Regions from separate parts of the Homo sapiens genome. Here regions 2 and 3 are each linked to region 1. Evidence: chromatin loops called from intact Hi-C (ENCODE). Cell type or tissue: heart left ventricle. All regions are shown on one strand. Links, peaks and the distances in the headings refer to the core of each region. The heading gives the core; the rest is flanking DNA.

Region 1 (7,856 bases), core at 1,656-6,655:
GGTATTGCTATACGATTGAATCCTAACTAATGGAATGAGAGCAATAGTGATAAACGCCACTCTCAAAGCTGATACGTAAGATCTTCCCATAACAATTTCTCTCTTCTCCATCTAGTCAGTTCATGTCAGCCTCCAAAAGAAGCCAGAAAACTTCCCCATCCCCTGGGGAAAAACACTATTGGACTTAACATGAGTGAGAAATTAACTTTAATTATGTTAAGCCACCAAGTGCAGCCACCTTCACGTACACAATGTTAAATCACAGAAACCAACAGAAGAGACTGTTTCGAAAAGGAGTATTCAGCAATGTCAAAAGTCTGCTTAGAAGTCAAACAACTACTGAAAAGGGTCTCTTACACTTAGCATGGTCCTGCATGTATCAATATTTAATTTGGAGGTTTCCTCTTCTGCAACTAAAGATTTTAGGATAAACCTAAACATTTCTACAATCTTGATGGTAGTGATTGTTTTAAGGCTCTTTCTGCACTCATAAATTAATTTGACTATCCTGACAAACTTTGGGTATAGGCTGTTTACAATATCATTTTTCAGTCAAACAAGACCTCTGAGATTGGTTGCACAACTGGATTTTGATTTGTTGACTTGGTCCTCAGTCTTCAAATGACTAAGTAGATTATTTGATTCTCTTAATTTGTATTAATAAATGGAGATGGGATAATGGTCAGCCATTTGAAAAATAAATATAACTGGATGTTTCCTTTACTCTTTTCACAAAAATAACTTACAAGGGAATCAAAACTTTAAATGTAACAATATAAGAGTATTATTTATAATCTTGGAAAAGATAAGACCTTTTAAGGCTAAACATAAAACTCAATAAACTGCAAATTAAAAGAAAAAAAAAAAAAGAAACAAAGCCTGTCTAATCAGAAAAAAACTTGGGATCTATAGTAATTAATCAATCAATGGCTTTTTTTGCCTGGCTGCAACAACTATACCTATTGTAAATTCTCTGGATTTTCTAAATCAGTGATTTAAACCCAAATTTTACACACACAAAATTTTAGTGTGTGTAAAAGCCATAAGAACCTTGTAAAAAATGTTGAGGTAGGCCGAGCCTAGTGGCTCACGCCTGTAATCCCAGGCGTGAGGATTACTTTGGGAGGCCGAGGCAGGCAAATCACAAGGTCAGGAGATCAAGACCATCCTGGCTAACACGGTGAAACCCCAGCTCTACTAAAAATACAAAAAATTAGCCGGGCATGGTAGCATGTGCCTGTAGTCCCAGCTACTTGGGAGGCTGAGGCAAGAGAATTGCTTGAACTTGGGAGGTGGAAGGCAGAAGTTGCAGTGAGCTGAGATCACGCTATTGCATTCCAGCCTGGGTGACAGAGTGAGACTCCGTTTAAAACAACAACAACAAAAAAAAAAAAACAGTTCAGATCTAGACCCCCACATCCAAATATTGTAGTTTAGTAAATAGGACTGTGGTTTAAGAATTTATGTTTTTTAACAAGCACTTCAGGTGATTCTGATAGACATAATTCTTAGCCTACATTTTGCTAAACACTAATCTGTAACTACTGGGATGCCTTAAAGTCCAAATTTGTTCTCAAAAGAAGAGTGTAGCTAACCCTCAGGTTCTTGGCAGTATAACTAACACTCAGGTACTTGGCACCAAATGGAAAATTTAAAAATAAATCAAAAAAGCATTTTGTTACAAAGAATGGAAGGGGGAATTGTAAAATACAATGTCATACTTTTCTTTCTTTATCAATTTACATGCATTATTTTCCTATTTTTATGCATTCTCATTTCATTATGAAATGTCAAATAAAATGGTAATTCAATGATGGAATTTTCTCTTTCCAGAGTCCCAGAATACAATCAGAGTGATATGGTAAACTCTTGTCATTCTTTGTTGCATTATGAACTCATTATGGAAACAAGAATCGTTTTCAATAATCTTCAGATTCACAGAAAGGCAGCTGAGGATAATATGACCTACCACATTCTGCTTGCTGGTGTCTGAAGCTTGTACCATAGACAGCTCACACACAATGCTTATTTACCATTGAAATTTTATTTACTCACATTAAATCAATTTCTAAAAGAATTTCTTTATAAGCAGCAATTTCTCATGTAAAGAAGTAATCAAGTGAGCCTTTTAGAAGCTTATATACCAGAGATTTATAGGGTCTCCATATTCCATGTCTGGCCTGACTTTGTACTTAGCCAATCTCAGTAGGTAATCTAACTTAGGAGTTAAAAAGGAAGGAAGAAAGGGAGGGAGGAAAGGGAGATGCAGTTAATAAACTCTAAGTTACCATAATAACCAGTTTTAGAGATATGAATTTGTGCAATCACTGTAGTTCATCACACATAGCATTACTTCATATGGAATATCTACTGACAACTTGATGAAAAGTTTGGAAAGAGGAATATGTGCCTCACTGAGTTAAAAACGAAATGGCTTGTGCATTTAAACACATGTGGCAAAGCTTAAAAACCAGTTTTCATCAAATGAGGTTGTATGCTACCTTCTACATAGCCTCATTCTAATGAAACCTTATTTCCCAGCAAACTCACCATTTAAGAGAGCCCTCCCATGGGCATAACTTAAAGAATAGGACCTCCTCCTCCTACCCATCCAGATTCACATTCTTTTAAAACATTCATCCTTTTGCTGTTCATTTATTCTCCCTTGCCTTATTTTGTCCATTTGTAAAAAAGAAGACAGTAATGAACCAACCTCATTAAATTGTTCTGAGGATTAAATAGGTTAATGTATATAAAATATTTTGAAAAACATCTGGCATTTAGTAAGGGTTAAGCAAATGTTTAAGAAAAATTCTCGGCACAGGTGTTTCTGCCATATCACTATATATACGTGCATTCTCACATTTTTCAAAATCATGCATTAAACATAATAGGGTTCATGGAGAAAAACAGTGTGAGAAACAGATCCCTCAAAACCTACAGCACTTTTTGGCCAGGGCACTAACAAAAGCAGTAACAATCCTAAAGCGAACACTAGCAGAGTTAAATCTCCACTTGCCTTCGCCCTAGAACCTGAATCAGTTTACCCTCCGGTGTCTAAAGCTCTCTTCTTGGAAATGGAGGGCTTTAAAAACAGTTGCTTTAATACAAGCCAGTTACATCCAAAATAAAAATATGATTCAGGAATGTATTTTGTTGTTGTTGTCATTTTGTTTTAACACAGGGAAATGTCTTTCCAGGTTCTAATCTTCACTTACGCTACCCTCAGATAGTTTAGCACAGTGGACAGCATAGCAGTTCTTAAGGCCATTAACCAGCTGCTATCTTGGACTAAACAGAAGACATTTTGAGATTTTTCAACTTTTTTTTTTTTAAGATCTGCAAATGTCATTACAGTTTTATTTTATTTAACTGTGAGGAAACTTACCCTTGATCATGTCAAATGATGGACATACTGGGAAAAATCATGTTTGGTTCAATTTGTCTGCCCTGTTGTGCTACATAATTCCCCTGATTACCAATGCATGTGAGTTAACTTTCATTTTAAAATACTTGTTGTAGCAAAGCAGACTGTAGATGTAATTTTTAAAATCCAGAGGATTTCAGAATTGTGGCTTGATAAACAGTATCTTACAGGTTCAATTCCCTCCAAATGGTCTTTTTCAAAAGTGAGTAACTTTTGACTAGCCCAGTTATTAAAGGCTAACAAACCCTGATGAGTTAGAAGTTTGGAATACTGTGTACACTGGTGCACCCTGGTGGTAAGCAAAGGGCAGTCAGACTTCAGGTACTCGGCTAATATATCAACTAGGGAAAGCAGCTCTGTGGTTTCAAGTGCCATTATATCTCAGCCAGTAATAAACATATAAAACTCAACTCTGATCTTCCTCAGAGGACTTTCTTTTGTTGTTGTTGTTTTCCTTCCTTTGGTCATTGCTCATTGCTTGATTTTTTTCCCCCTTTTCTAATTTCTTCTTCTAAACGGTATTGGAAAAGAAGTAAAGATTTCTACTGTTGCTCTAAAGTCAAGAACTGTTTTTCTCAAAGATTTTAGGCCTTGGATCCTTTGAAGGGTGGACGTGATATGACAACAGGCAGTGGATCTCAAGCAGCTTTTGGACCCCCTTAAAGATACCTGCTGCTCCCATGGATTACTTGTTACACCCTTTCTTCCTGCTCTTCTGTATCACCAGAAAAAAAGAGAATCCAAGGACAGCTGTGGATAAGGCATCAACAGCTATCCCATCAACAAGGAAATTCTTGTTATATTTTAGGCATTTGTTCTACTAGATACACCACCATAGCCTACATTAAGCACCCTCCAGAACCATAGTCTGAAGATCCCAAGGGTAAGAAAATCACAATGCAAAACCTAGCTTACTTCACTCCAGCTTTTCACAGCCTCATGCTACACTATTTTCTTTAAAAAAGTGAAGTTTTCTGAGGTCCTGTGTCCAGTATTTCAATGTATGAACACTACTTAGACTAAAGTGAGGACTTGCTGAGTTTTATTGGATTGTTTTTGTTTTTTGTTTTTAAATTAGAGATGAAATCTCACTATGTTGCCCAGGCTGGTCTTGAACTCCTGGCCTCAAGTAAGCCATTACACCCAGCCCTTGCTGAGTTTTAAGTAGATTAAGTCAATGGAACATTACCAGCGTTAGCTGTGATCATTGATAAAAGAGAAAGCAACACATCTCAGAAGAATGGAGAGCTCAAATCATTCCTCAAAATACGAGGACTTGAGTGGAAGAAAGGGAAAGCCAGCCCATCATAACATAATTAGAGAGAGGTGTCCCATTTGAATGTGCTTTGAATTTCTTCATCCTTGCAGCCATTCCCCATCACCTTAGTCAATAGGAAATCATCAGTATACATTATACTTTATTTGCCTTATTTCATAGACACTCCATGTAGACTCAGACTCCTAATGATAGTGTCTAGATTCTGACATCAGGTTACCTGAGAAGCACTCTTTCTGAAGTCAGAAGTAACTGTCAGAGCCAATGGATGAAACCAAGTCCCCATCTGGCTGATGTCTCTGCTACCTTTGGTCTGACTGTATAATCTCACACCCTTCTCCCAGATATGATCTTCTTCTCATGGATCTATTAATGGCTCTGTCTCACTCTAATGTTTACTGTGATCACATGGTCCTTCATTTCTGCCTTTCTCAGCATGTCAGTTCCATTTTCCTATCCACAGACTCAGCAAGTCTATAGTGCTTCTGCTGCCCACTTGCTTGTGGTCCTGGCTTGCCATGACACCAGAACTGACGTCATGCCTACATAACCATTTAATTAAGCATACTATATGACCAGGTACAGTCATTGACCTTATCTAGTAAGACAAATGCCCAAGCAGGAGAAACTGCTTGGTCACATTCAAGCCAAAAGATGAACTAGCTGCAGGCCAGGTCTAATCAGTTGGAGGTGGTGGTGGGCATGCTACCCACTTAGTAGGCCCTGTAGGGAGCACTGGGTAAACATTAATTGACTGTCAGCTCATGGCATGCATTCTTCACTCTTTGCCCTCAGCCCACAACTGTTGTAGCCCATTATTTATCTCTTATTATTCCCCTGCCCTCCTGTCAATTCTTTGCTATATTAACAATGGAAGTTTTGCCATTTTTGCCTTACTTTCTCATGCTTTTACAGATGTCATTCTCTCTGCCTGAAATGTCTCTATTGTTTTTTGTCTGCAAAATTTATCTTGCAAGACCCAACTTTACCTTCTGTGGGATAACTTCCCCTACTGTTGTAGGCACTAAGTTCTCATTCACCTTTGCACTTACTTCAATTTTATACTTATTGTACCCTGTGGACACTGTGCATTAATATATTTTTCTCCTGTAATAGAATTCACATTCTTTGATGTACATGACTATCTCTTAGTAATCATACCCTTTTTTTCAGTGCCTAGGACTGTATCAGGAATGCAGGCATTCAATAAAGATTTCCTGAAAGAATCCATACATAAGTGAGTTAGGAGTCTAAAATGAAAATGGAAATATTAAATAAAGGATAAGGAAAAGGGGAAGAAAGGGACTGAAACAGCTTACATACAACAGTCATTCTTTCAGGATTCTTTTGGCCAAATAAATGCCTGTACTAAGACAAATTTTTACTGCTTCAATTGGCTTCTCTGTAAAAGGTAGGGCACATTTATGGGGAAAGAAATTGATACTGTAGCTTATGCACCATAAATCACATTACAATTAACTTCCTTTCTATAAAATAAAGAAGCTAGCTATAGCTTTTCTTAATGCTGATATCCTGGACATATTCTTAACATAGCAAAGCTTGAAATTAGCATTATTAAATCTTTCTAACTTGTATTTATTTGGGATAAGAGTAGGGGGGTCAGCAAAATTTTACTTACAGAAAATTAGAATTATTTTCTAATTTCCTAATATAGAAAAATAGAAAAGTAAAATTATATACTTGTTCAATAAAGAAGTGTTCCAGTTATTTATTGTTTCATAATAAACTACCCCCAAACTAAGTAATCTAGAACAATAATCTTTTATTATATCTCAATATTTTATCTGACTTTAATTCAAGCGGGACTCAGCTGTATAATTCTTCTGCTCCTTGAGGCATTGACTGTGGTCACTTTGCGATATTTAGCTAGATGAGCTGTTCTGGAGGGTTTGAGGCAGCTTTCTTCGCATTCCAAGAGCCAGGGTGGGGGTGGCTGGAAGTTTGGGCTAAGATGGGCCTCTCTCTCTCTCCATGTAGTCTAAGTACCTCTTCAGCACTGAAGGTGAACTTTATGTATGGTGGCTCTGGCCTCCAAGAGACCAAGGTGAAAGCTGTTATACTCCCAAAGGTCAGGACCAGACCTGATATAGTGTCAGTACTCTAATGGTTAAATCAGTGGCAGGGTGGGATTCAAGGATGTGGCGGAATAAGCTTCATCTCTTGGTAAGGGAATAGCACATAATACAGGCACAGGAGAAAGAAAGGCAGCCATCTTGGGATGGCTACCACAGAGATATAACTTTATTACTTTTAAGAAGATAAGAGTAATTTGATTCATGTTTCAATCAATCAATCAATAGTTACTAAATGTTTTTTGTGCGCTTTACTCTCTGCTCAGTTCTATTGGTCCTGCCTTGAAGTCCTCAGAAGACCTGTTTTTATAAGTAAATGTTATTACCGATGATACATTTTAGAAAACATCACAATTTAGCCTTAAGAAGAAATCAGCTGTCTCTGCATTGGGTATCAGAAGAGGGAGACGTTTTATTCTAGCTATGTGTGAAACTTTGAGTAGTTTAGCAGATATTTTCAAGTTTCTGTTTATCTGCAAAATTTACTCAACTAATTTTTATTTAGTAAACACTCTATATCTTTACTGGTATAAGCACTGATGATACAAAGAAACATAGACTATTTATGTCCTCAAAAGCTTTCAAGGAAGGGACACATTCACAAATAATCATGATATACAGTGATGTGTGGAACACTGAAGGTTTCTTTCATATCTAAAGTGATGTGACTCTATGAGTTTTAATTAGCTCATAAATAATTCGTATTTAAATGAGTGTCTTTGAAGAACTTATTAATATTTTCTTAAGAATTTAAAATATGCATCTGTACAATTTGTTTATATATTACTTTGACCACGTTTTAATCTGTTCTTAAAGAGTCATAAAACTCTGGAACTGAAAGTGACTAGGAAGATAAGATATTCAACCCTTTTTTTTATGGACAAGGAATCTGGGACAAAAAGAGGCTAAGGGACTTGTTTACTTCACAGGGCAGGCCAGGCCAGCATGTTCTGCATCTCACAGATCTGCCTGCCTATGAAGACATTTTGGTACAGCATCTCTTTGCCCGCTGAGGTGCTAAAACCCAGAGCCTTGTAAGTATTATTGTACTTGGTTTATC
Region 2 (6,291 bases), core at 1-5,000, 360 kb after region 1:
CAATGATAACAACAAAAACAACAACAACAAAAACATTAAAAAGTGGGCAAAGGACATGAATAGACATTTTTCAAAGACATACAAATGGCTCACAAGCATATGAAAATGTGCTCAACATCACTAATCATCAGAGAATTAAATTAAAACCACAAGGAGATATCATCTTACACAGTCAGAATGGCTACTATTAAAAAGTAAAAAAACTGGCTGAATGTGATGGCTCACACCTGTAATCCCAACACTTTGAGAGGACAAGGCAGGAGGATTGCTTGAAGCCAGAAGTTTGAGACCAGCCTAGGCAACATAGTAAGACTCTGTCTCTACAAAAAATAATTCTTAAAAAATTATTTGGGGCGGTCGGACGCAGTGACTCACGCCTGTAATCCCAACACTTTGGGAGGCTGAGGCGGGCAAATCATGAGGTCAGGAGATCAAGACCATCCTGACTAACACGGTAAAACCCCATCTCTACTAAAAATACAAAAAATTAACCAGGCATGTTGGCACGCACCTGTAGTCTCAGCTACTTGGGAGGCTGAGGCAGGAGAATCGCTTGAACCCAGGAGGTGGAGATTACAGTGAGCCGAGATCATGCCACTGCACTCCAGCCTGGGTGACAGAGCAAGACTCCATCTTAAAATATATAAATATACAAAATATACATATATATATATTTGCACATGGTGGCACATGCCCAGATAGTGCCAGCTACTCAGGAGGCTGAAGCAGGAGGATCACTTGAGCCCAGGAATTCAAAGGTGCAGTGAGCTATGATTGCACCATTACTCTCCAGCCTGGATAACAGAGCAAGACACCATCTCTCTTTAAAAATGTCAAAAAATAACAGTTGTTGGTAGGAATGCAGAGATAAGTGAGAATAGGGAATAGTATATATTCCCACCAATATATACTATTGGTGGGAATGTAAATTAGTACAACTTCCATAAAAAACAGTATGGAGATTTCTCAAAGAACTAAAAATTGAACTACCATCGGATCCATCAATCCCACTACTGGGTATCTACCCAAAGGAAAAGAAATCATTATATCAGAAAGATACCCGTACTCGTATGTTTATCTCAACACTATTCACAATAGCAAAGATATAGAAGCAACCTAAGTGTCCAACAACAGATGATTGGATAAAGAAAATGCAGTATATACACAATGAAATACTGTTCAATTTTTTAAAAAAGAATGAAACCATGTCTTTTGCAGCAGCATGGATGGAACTAGAGGCCATTATATTAAGTGAAACAACTTAGAAACATAAAATCAAGTACCTCATATTCTCACTTACAAGTAGGAGCTAAATAATGTGTACACATGGACAAAAAGTATGGAATAATAGACATTGGAGACTCAGAAGAGTTGGGGATAGAAAGGGGAAGAGTGATGAGAAATTACTTAATGGGTACAATGTACATTATTTGGAAGATAGATACACTGAAAGCCCAGACTTCAACACTACCCAATATATCCATGTAACAAAATTGCACTTGTACCCCTTAAATGTATACAAATAAAATAACTAAATGAATAAAATTTCCAAAAAAAACCATAAAATTTCAAAAAATCTTGAGTACTTGTTCTTGGCCTTTGACTCTCAGCCAAAATGTGGATAATGAAAATAATTATTTCTAACATTCTGTCACAGGTGTTTTAAAATAATTTCAGCCAGGTTTGGTGGCTCATGCCTGTAATCCTGGCATTTGGGGAGGACAAAGTGGTAGGATCACTTGAGCCCAGGAATTTGAGGCCAGCCTGTTGCAACAAAAAATACAAAAATTAGCCAGGCATGGTGGCGGGCACCTGTAGTCCCAGCTACTCAGAAGACTAAGGTGGGAGGATCACTTGAGCCCAGGATGTAGCAGCTGCAGTGAGCCATAATTGTACCACTACACTCCAGCCAGGGCAACAGAGCAAGATCTTGTCTCAAATTTAAAAGCATTTTTTAAAATAAAGAATTTCAATGAAATTTTAGGAAATATACTTTTTATCATCATGGATGCCTTTGTCATCACCTTCTTCATATACATACTCATTATAACCCATCAAGGTCTGCTTATTACAAGACCAGTTCTGTTCATGTTATACAAAGTGAATCTACTAACCAAAAGCATTTCTTGAAATTTGGCTAGCCTTAGGATAATTACCTTTGGAAAAAATACCTTATAAATGAACAAGAGAGATAGAACAAACACAAATAAATCATGTGAATGACAGTGATAGACATACATCTGAACTGACTCTATAAAAGAATTGCTTGGTTGAAGAAGTATGTGGGGCCGGGCGTGGTGGTTCATGCCTGTAATCCCAGCACTTTGGGAGGCCAAGGCAGGTGGATCATGAGGTCAGGAGTTCAAGACCAGCCTGGCCAATATGGTGAAACCCCATCTTTACTAAAAAAAAAAAAAAAATACAAAAATTAGCAAGGCATGGTGGCGCACGCCTGTAGCCCCAGCTACTCAGGAGGCTGAGGCAGAAGAATCGCTTGAACCCAGGAGGCGGAAGTTGGAGTGAGCAGAGATCGTACCTCTGCACTCCAGCCTGGGCAACAGAGTGAGACTTTGTCTCAAAAAAAAAAAAAAAAGAAAGAAAGAAAAAGTGTGTGGTATTTTTGTTCTGTGTCAATGTAGCTAAGCTGGAACTACATTCCCCTGAATTATCTTCTCCTCTTTATCATCAATGAATGAGCATTAGCTCTACCTCCTTCTTCCAGTATGTCCCAGCTACAATCCTGATTTGAGACATTACTGTGCTTGACCATCACTGTGCTTGGGCACTGTGACGACCATTCCCTAGATTCACAGGCCCCAAGCTCAGCTCTCTCCTGGAGGGACGGAACAAATGGCTGGGCCACAGCCAGCTCCGAGGGAAGTCCCTTGTCCCTGACATCCTTCTCCAACACCTCAGATCCAAGTTATTTCCTATCCAAGAACACAGAGAGAACCAAAGGGAATCCTGTGACTGTCTCTCTGAATTTAGTTCACGTGGGGGCTGTGGGGCCAAAACATTGCTTCCTCTTAAAAAGTCTGACATAGAAACCATTTCTAGCTTCTTGATAGCCCAAGGCTTTCACAAGTGTCCCTTCTTTGTCACATATCACCAAAGCATGTCCTTCAGGTTTACTGTAAAAATATGAATGTCCACTTTCAAATACAGGTAAGAACTCTACATGCGACTTGGAGTGAAATAATTGCTTTAGTGTTACAGTTGTTTTAGAACTTGTCTATCAGGCTTCCCAATTTTTGCTGGAAAGCCCCTATATGTAAAATTTTTAAAAAATTAATTGCTTTATTTGTTGATATTTTGTCAACTAATTAAAGGATAGAAGTATATTTATTATTACAGCAGTAAAATATTATAATAATGATTGTAAACATGTTTTTAAGCACAAAGCAATTATTAAGATTTCTTATTGTAAAATAAAGTAAAAGATTAATAGTTAACACAAATATTAGGAAAAAACATTTTGGCTAGATAACTTTCAGAAGAGCATCATTTTCTTTTCTTGTTTTTTTTTTGTTTTTTTTTTTTTTGAGAGAGAGTCTCACCTTATTGCCCAGGCTGGAGTGCAGTGTCTAGTGTTGCCATCTTTATGCCCATGAGTACCCAATATTTAGCTCCCACTTAAAAATTAAGAACATGGGGTATTTGATTGTCTGTTCCTGCGTTAATTTTCTTAGGATAATGACCTCTATCTGCCTCCATGTTGCTGCAAAGGACATGATTTCATTCTTTTTTATGACTGCCCATCATAACTTTAAACAAATTAACTTTGTTATTTGTGTTTAATTTTAATTATTTAATTTCACAGAAGGCATGGCTTAATCAAGATCCATATCTTGCTCCTCCTCTAACCCCAATAATGAGCGAGCTTGGATTCGGTGCCCCAATGGACAATACAGTGACTATGGAAGCAATCTAGCCACTGACAGATCTGTGAAATTATTCCTACAGTCTTACAATGCAACATTTTTAAAGTTTAAATACCAAAATTTACAATAATAAAATTTGAATAGCAATCTCAACTTATTTTTGCATTCCAGAGATTTAGTCTATGATAGCGATTTCTATCTTTGGTCTTATCTTTTGTTGAATAGCTTTTTGGTTGTGTTTTGTTTTGTTTTTTAATATTTGGCCTTTTTGCATTGGGCCAACATGTATACTTGGTAGACCTTTAGTTTTATTCCATCTACTCATATCTTCTATTCTCACAATGCTGACTCTTTCATCCAGGATTTCAAATTCTCAAGTTCCAAGCCTGCAAATTTGCTTTTCTATTAGCTCTTAGATAAATCGCAGGACCCTACTGCATGGCTCCTAATCCAAACAAGCAAAAAAAAAAAAAAAAAATACACCAGAGGAAAGTTTTTCCCAAGAAATAACAATAGTACTATTGTATTTCTTTATGACTTTATCGGGACTTTCATAAACATTGTCTCCAATTCCTGATTCCCAGACCTCTGGACCTATAATTTCACCACAAGATAAGAAAAAGGAATTCACTTTGGCTGAACTGTTAAATATGTTTAAATAAGGATTTCTAAACATCACCCCCAGGTCTTTTTCTTCTGTATTTTCCTCTGGCCTTCTATTTATTTGATGTCTTTCAGTTAGGTATTACACCTCTTCGTTTAAATTACATTTATATTACCCCCGTTCATTTGAAAAGATAGCTTCATTTACAAAAGTAATGAATTTATTGTCTTACCTTCATGTTTGGGAAAACATTCAGGGCAGAAGAGAGGAGGAAGATTTCCTCTGTAAGGGCCGGGTAAGTTTTCAACAGCAGGAAGAGCCCAGCAGGCTGCCTGCCTCTCTGCCTCTCCCTGCTCTAGATTATCTTGGCACTCATATATAGAGCAAGTGGTCCTGAGATTTAGCTCCTACCCCAACCGGATTCTCCAACGACAGCAAGAGCCTGACCTTGTACTTAATCTGTGCCTTGAAACCAGATGCATCTTATCAATTACACAGCCTTAGCTACAGCCAGCTGGGACTGTTTGGAAGTTATAGATATGTTTCTTAGAAACATATCTATAAATCAGGAAACACAGCAAATGTTCTCAGTTCAATGTTTAAGTGATTTTCAACCAAAGGAGACTCTGTAAGGCAAGGGATGAGCCTCCTTCTTGTTTCAATCTACTAAACTAAGTGGATGTTTTCATGATTCTCTTAAAAGGTGTTATATGCCAGACTTTGAGATTAAATATTTTATGAAAGAAAATATTTAAATGCAGTTCTGTCACTCAAAATCTAAATAGAATGTTCTGGAGTAGAATTTTTCCCCAAAGTACAGCCTAATACAACCCAATAGTCATCCCTTCATGCTTAACTTTCACAGAATAATCAGAAAGAATATCAATTTTTGTAAACATATTTGAGGACATCACTAATTTTCTCAAGAACTTCACTTAATCCTTTGATAATCAGATCACTGTGTTGGAAAGTTCTTCTCAGGGTCATTATCCACATCCATTTTCTCTCCTTTGCTTTTTATCTTGTCTTATTCTACCAGGTCTTTATTTTCCCATAGCTTTGCATTGATTCTAGCAAGTCCCCAACATCACCTTCATACATTTAATAAAATGCTGCTTATTTTGCAAGATTTTAGATTTCCTATTGAAACTGAGCTACAGTTGGCCAGGCGCGGTGGCTCATGCCTGTAATCCCAGCACTTTGGGAGGCCAAGGCGAGCGGACCAAGAGGTCAGGAGTTCGAGACCAGCCTGGACAATACAGTGAAACCCCGTCTCTACTAAAAACACAAAAAAATTAGCCAGGCATGGTAGCATGCACTTGTAGTCCCAGCTACTCAGGAGGCTGAGAGAGAAGAATCACTTGAACCCAGGAGGCGGAGGTTGCAGTGAGCTGAGATCGCACCACTGCACTCCAGCCTGGGAGACAGAGTGAGATTCCATCTCAAAAAAAAAAAAAAAAAAAAAATTGAGCTACAGTTTTATTTGTATTGTTGGACCAAATATTCTAACACTAGCTGCTAGTGCATTATGAGTGAGGTAGAATAAATGTTAAGCGGGAAAGAAAATTTGAGTTAAGAATAATTTTATAAGTAAACATTCCATTAGTGAAGATTTTCTAGCTTTAATGACTTTTTCTTCCTATATCCAAAGCACTGGAATAATAAAGACAACCCCTATCCTCCCCTCATAAATTAATGGTGGTTTCCAGAGACAAAGCTTCCGCATCTTTTGTTCAAAGCTTTAGTGATTTGTGTGGAAGAAATTTTGTCACAGAGACAAAGATCCTGACTCCTGAAAGAAATATT
Region 3 (6,291 bases), core at 1-5,000, 570 kb before region 1:
TGCTCTCAAAAGTGGAAAATAATTTGGAATTGGGGTTAGTGCCTAGATTGGGCATTTTCTGATGTGAAACTCTGTTTTGGCTTTGTGATTTGTATTTTGAGTCCAGTGAGTACCCTGGACCTCCAGCCCCCTGTTCTGTGCTATACCCTATGCACTCCGTTACCTGCGCTGGCCTCCAGGTTGCTATGACTTTTCAAGCCCTATCTTGCTTTCTTTTATGGGAGTCATAGTGGGATGGATGATTATAAGCTGGTCTCTGAAGTGCAACATTTAAGAGGAATCTTCAGGGATCATTAAGTTAACTGCATATTCTTCTGCATGCAAAATGCCAATAATGTTAGCTACTATTCAGGCATTTATGATGTATTAGTCACTACCGTATTCCTTATGTGCATTATTTTAAATTCTCACAATAGTCCTATGAGATAGGAATAATAATTATCTTTATTTTAGAGATGATGACTTTAAGGCATAGAGAGGTTAAGTTATATACCCAATGTCACACAGCTTAGGTGGAACCAGGAGAGACCCACAGAGAAACTGATTCCAGGCTGTCTACTCTTTTCCATTATGTAATGAAATGCTTCCATGTTATCTATCAATGGATGCTTTAAACTCTTGGAAGATATTGAATCTCCAGAAGTAGTCCATTTCATTGCTAACTATTAGATACAAGCAAATAAGGAGTTTTTTTTTTTTTTTGCCCAGCTTATTTTTCTATCCCAGACCTTCCTTGACAATTATTTCAATTGTAGTCTTTTTTTTTTTTGTTCTAGTACCATCTACCTTAGAGATGTCTTTGAGAAAGGCATCATCCTGTGTTCAGTGGCCCCGTGCATTCATTCAGTCTTTCTCTTGGACTCTTTTCATTCGATTGTCTAGCCTCTTTGACCTTTAAGCTTTTTACATATTTCTCTAAATGTGGTGACTGAATGTCTGTTCTAGTACTATAGTATCTTAAGCAGTGGGAGGCATAACAGTGTGACTACACCCTATATAACATAGTCAACGGCGTCTTTTTTTTTTTTTCTTAAATAAAGAACTCTTAGCTCATCTCCTTTCTTTTGAATTGTGGAATCTGGATTAGAGCTTGTCTCCTAAAGCTCTGTGCCAGCATCTTCCCACTCCACAATGCTGCATCTTCTCAACCTTTCTTCTCCCTGGTGATTTGAGTTTTGACTTGAGTTTTAAAGAGGATAGAACTATAAATATTTAAAGTACTAAGATTCCCTTAGGCATCTTAAATTTGTTTTGGATTTAGAAGCAGGGTGGCAAAGGAACATACATCTTGCTTTTTTGTTTATAATTTTTAAATTATATAATTTACAGCAAATGTTTTACATCAAGAAGTAAATGAGTATGTTTATTGTGAATTTAAAAGAAAATCAAATTGTCCTTGATGTTACTTATTTCTAGACTCTGCAAAAGGGAAACATTAGTCCTTTTTGGCAAAGTTTTGTTTTCAGATGTGTTCTAGACCAAGGGCCCCAACCCTCAGGCCATGGACCTGTACTGGCCCATGGTCTGTTAGGAACTGGGCCGCACAGTGGGAGATGAGTGGTGGGTGAGTGAGCATTACTGCCTGAGCTCTGCCTCCTGTTAGATCAGCCCTGGCATTATATTCTCATAGGAGTGGGAACCCTGTTATGAACTCTGCATGTGAGGGATCTAGGTTGCTCGCTCCTTATGAGAATCTAACTAACGCCTGATGATCTGAGGTGGAACAGTTTCATCCCAAAACCACGTCCCTGCCCAACCCCCATCTGTGGAAAAAGTGTCTTCCACAAAACTGATCCCTAGTACCAGCCAAAAAAGCTGGGGACCACTTTTCTAGATAAACTTATGAGTTGTGTAAAACCATAGAGGTGATCACTTATGTCTGTTTTTAACAAAACCAATATGAACATTACATTCATATTTCTTAAAATGTGCAGCCATTTGCATGCTTCCCCACAAAGTTGTGACACAGTTGATGCTGGCTGTATCTTCCTACCCCTCTTATGGACCTAGGTAGCTACTTGGGAAAAATAGTGCACATGGGCGCATATTGCCACACATGCTAGAGAGATGTTTCTCTTTTCAGTCCAGACAGTGTTATTTCTGGACCTCCCTCTCTTTGAGTGAGGGTGAAGTCTTCCCTGATAAACTTTACAAGTTCAAGTGCAAAACCAGCCAGGGAATGACTCTTGGGTGTTGCCTTCCATGTGTATGACAAGGAGTAGCAAGGACTCTTGAGTCTTCCAAAGGGAACTAATTTGGCTGTTTCTCAGGAGGAATCCTGTTATTGTGTTAAGCTCTCAACTCCCTATGAGCCCCTCTGCTAGTCTTCTGTGTGCATAACCTACCATCTAAGTTTCTCTGGAAATGGCCTATTTCTGTTTTTTTTTGAAGGAGCCTGTAATAGAAAACCTATGGGGAGGGATGAGAGTGCTTCACTCAGGAGACTGTTGATGCTTTGTCTCCTGCAAGCAGCCTGGCATGCACGTGCTGTCAGAAAAGGTCGTCTGACTCAGCCACTGAAGCTGCTGAGGCTGCCTGTGACTGAAATAACCTCACTGCTGTGGATTTCTTTGTGCTGTCAGGCTTGTGCCATGGCTAGTTTACGAGACAGCAAAGGTTTACCCAAGGCCCTTTCAACTATTTTAGTTAACTTCAGCTTTCAGTCAAAACAAGTACATTTATCATGACATAAATATAATTACTTTTATTGTATTTATATTGTGGTATGTTTGCCTGTAAAAGAATTGCTTAGATGATACGATATTTGGTGCACACAAATATTTATTGTAGCCTGTGTGGTTTATGAATCACAATATAAATTGAATATCGGTGAACCCATCTAATATAAGAATTAGAGGTTAATGGACATATAGAAAATTATTTTCAAAAGTGATATTCTAAGACTTATTTATAAGAGCCAGGCTTCAGGGAGCTGTATCTTCTGTGTTCTATACTGGTGCCTGGCATGTGCCATTGTTTTAAAATTTTTAAATTTTTGTGGATACATAGTAGGTGTATATATTTATGATTATTGGGCTGTTCAGATTCTTAATTTCTTTCTGGTTCAATCTTGATAGGTTATATATGTCTAGGAATTTATTCATTTCTTCTAGATTTTCCAATTTATTGGCATATAGTTGCTCCTAGTAGCCACTAACGACTCTTTGAATTTCTTATGAGTTTTAATGTCCCCTTTTTCATCTCTGATTTTATTTGGGTCTTCATCCCTACCCCCACCCCCACCGTTGTTAGTCTGGCTAAAGGTTTGTCAATTTTGTTTATCTTCTCAAAATACCAACTTTTTGTTTCATTGTTCTTTTGTATTTTCTTCATTTCAAATTTATTTCTGCTCTGATCTATATTTCTTTTACTAGTTTTGGGTTTGGTTTGCTCTTTTCTAGTTCTTTAAGTTACATCATTAGGTTATTTCTTTTTCTTTTTTGATGTAGGCACTTATAGCTGTAAATTTTCCTCTTAGTAATTTTTATCTGATGAAATGTTCTGTAGATCTCTATTAGGTTCATTCTGTAGTGCAGATTAAGTCCTATGTCTCTGACTTTTCTTCCTGAGAAATCTGTCAGTGCTGAAAATGGGGTGTGGAAGTCTCCAGCTGTTGTATTTTAATCTGTCTCTCTTTAGCTCTAATAATATTTGCTCTATGTATCCGGCTGCCCCAGTGTTGGGTGTGTATATATTTATAATCATTGTATCCTCTTGCTGAATTGACCCCTTTATCATTATATGATAAGCTTCTTTGTCTCTTCTTACAGTTTTTCTCTTGAAATCTATTTTGTCTGATGTAAGTATAGCTACTCCTGTTCTGTTTTGTTTTTTTTTTTTTTTTTGTGGGTTTCCATTGGCATGGGATATATTTTTCCATCCCTTTATTTTTGGTCTCTGTGTAGCTTTATAGGTGAACCATGTCTCTTGTAGACAACAGACCACTGGGTCTTAACTTTTTTCATCCATTCAGCTACTGTGTCTTATTGGAGAGTTTAGTCCATTTACAGTCAATGTTATTATTGATAAGTAGGGACTTATTCGTGCCATTTTGTTTTTTGTTTTCTGGTTGTTTTGTGGTCTTCTTTCTTCTTTCCTTCCTTCCTGTCTTCCTTCTAGTGAAGGTGATTTTTCTTTGGGGTGCTTTGATTTCTTGCTTTTTATTTTTTATGAATCTGTAGTTTTTTTTGTATTTGATGTTAGCATGAGGCTTGAAAAGACTGTCTTATAACTCGTTATTTTAAACTGATGAAAACTTAACACTAATTGCATAAACAAATAAGCAAAAAGAAAACTAATACAAACTCTATGCTTTTTTTTTTTTGAGACGGAATTTTGCTCTTGTTGCCCAGGCTGGAGTACAGTGGCATGATCTCGTAAGTAGCTGGGATTAAAGGTGCGCACCACCACGCCCAACTAATTTTTTGTATTTTTAGTAGAGACAGGGTTTCATCACGTTGGCCAAGTTGGTCTCGAACTCCTGACCTCAGGTGATCTACCCACCTCGGCCTCCCAAAAGTGCAGGGATTACAGGCATGAGCCACTGCATCCAGCCAAAACTCTACACTTTTACTTCACCCCTATGCTTTTTAACTTTTTGTTTCTCTTAATTTCTTATTGTGCTATGTCTTAAAGTTATTGTAGTTATTCTAATTGGTTCTTTAGTCTTTATGCTTAAGAGTGTTTACACACCACAGTTGCAATGTTAATAATATCCTGTGTTTCTATGTGTGCTTATTATTACCAGTGAGTTTTGTATCTTCAGATGATTTCTTGTTTGCTCATTAACATTCTTTTTTTTTTTTTTTCAGATCAAAGAACTCCCTCTATCACTTCTTGTAGGACAGGTCTGGTGTTGATGAAATCCCTCTGATTTTGGTTGTCTTGGAAGTTCTTTATTTCTCCTCCATGCTTGAAAGATATTTTGCCATATATACTATTCTAGGGCAAAAGTTTCTTTCCTTCAGTCCTTTAAATATGTCATGCTACTCTTTCCTGGCTTGTAATGTTTCCACTGAAAAGTCTGTTGCCAGACATGTTGGAGCTCTGTTGTCTGTTGTTTCTTTTCTCTTACTGCTTTTGGAATTCTTTATCATTGATTTTTTGGGAATTTGATTAACTCGCAAAAGGTAGCTTTGGAGGTAGTCTTCCTTGGGTTAAATTTGCTTGGTGTTCTATAACCTTCTTGTACTTGAATGTTTATCTTTCTCTAGGTTTGGGACATTTTGTTATCCCTTTGAATAAACTTTTCTACTCCTATCTCTTTCTCTACCTCTTCTTTAAAGCCAGTAACTCTTAGTATTGGCCCTTTCGAGGCTATTTTCTAGATATTGTAGGTGTGCTTCATTGTTCTTTATTTTTCTTTTGTCTCCTCTGACTGTATTTTCAATAAGCCTGTCTTCAAGCTTAGTGATTTTCTTCTGCTTGATCAGTTCTGCTATTTAAGAGACTGATGCATTCAGCAGTATGTCAGTTGCATTTTTCAAATGTAGAATTTCTGCTTGATTCTTTTAAATTATTTCAGTCTGTTAAATTTATCTGATAGAATTCTGAATTCCTTCTTTGTTATCTTGGATTTCTTCGTGTTTCCTCAAAACAGCTGTTTTGAATTCTGTCTGAAAGGTCACATATCTCTGTTTCCCCAAGATTGGTCCCCGGTGCCTTATTTTGTTTGGTGAGGTCATGCTTCCCTAGATTGTCTCAAGGCCTGTAGATGTTTGTTGGTGTCTGGGCATTAAAGGGTTAGGTATTTATTGTAGTCTTTGTGGTCTTGTCTTGTTAGTGCCTTTCCTTGGGAACGCTTTCTAGGTATTCAAAGGGACTTGGGCTCCAACCATAATTGCTGTGGTTTTTGTAAACTTGTAGGAGGTATTGTCTTGATGGTCTTAGATAATATCCAGAAGAATTTTCTGGGTTACCAGGTAGAGACTGCTGTTCTTTTCCCTTACTTTCCTCCAAACAAGTGGAATCTCTCTCTCTCTCTCTCTCTCTCTCTCTCTGTGCTGAACCGCCTGGAACTGGGGGTGTGGTGATACAAACACATCCCTATGGCCACCACCACTGGGACTGTGGTGGGTCAGGCCTAAAGCCAGCACAGCACTGGGTTTTGCCCAAGGCCTGCTGTTAACTACTACCTGACTACCACCTATTTTAACTCAAGGCCCTAGGGCTCTACAATAAACAGGTGGCGAAGCCAGCCAGGTCTGCATTCTTACCTTCAGTGCTGTGAGTTCCCCAAATGCTGTCTGATTTTTGGTTCTTGTGATGGTGCTTTTCTGTTTACAGATCGTT

What was found. Hi-C counts contacts between places; a loop is a spot of excess contacts. Peaks named below come from ENCODE experiments on the same cell type or tissue, not always from the same donor. Only the 100,000 strongest peaks of a DNase experiment are listed, where the experiment ranks them.
Region 2: a loop joins it to region 1, with 3 times the contacts of the local background. A loop is called at or near these places in 39 of 110 quality-filtered maps.
Region 3: a loop joins it to region 1, with 4 times the contacts of the local background. A loop is called at or near these places in 51 of 110 quality-filtered maps.

Annotation. Positions count from the first base shown.
Region 1 is chr5:41,266,465-41,274,320 of GRCh38, reverse strand. No RefSeq gene overlaps it. Among named protein-coding and RNA genes, the nearest start is that of C6, 57 kb to the right of the region's middle. In heart left ventricle, for the core only: a CTCF peak has its summit at 3,723 (motif pointing left); no DNase peak of the experiment used is centred there; H3K27ac peaks cover 648 bases.
Region 2 is chr5:40,908,043-40,914,333 of GRCh38, reverse strand. It overlaps C7 (complement C7), which reads right to left and starts at 4,837. Exons shown (of 18, transcript NM_000587.4): 1 at 4,718-4,837. The coding sequence starts at 4,723. It also overlaps the pseudogene RNU7-161P. In heart left ventricle, for the core only: no CTCF peak of the experiment used is centred there; a DNase peak (open chromatin) is centred at 2,863; H3K4me3 peaks cover 4,640 bases; H3K27ac peaks cover 1,965 bases.
Region 3 is chr5:41,832,042-41,838,332 of GRCh38, reverse strand. All of the region lies in intron 7 of OXCT1 (3-oxoacid CoA-transferase 1), which reads left to right. Among named protein-coding and RNA genes, the nearest start is that of OXCT1-AS1, 35 kb to the left of the region's middle. In heart left ventricle, for the core only: no CTCF peak of the experiment used is centred there; a DNase peak (open chromatin) is centred at 2,512; H3K27ac peaks cover 2,458 bases.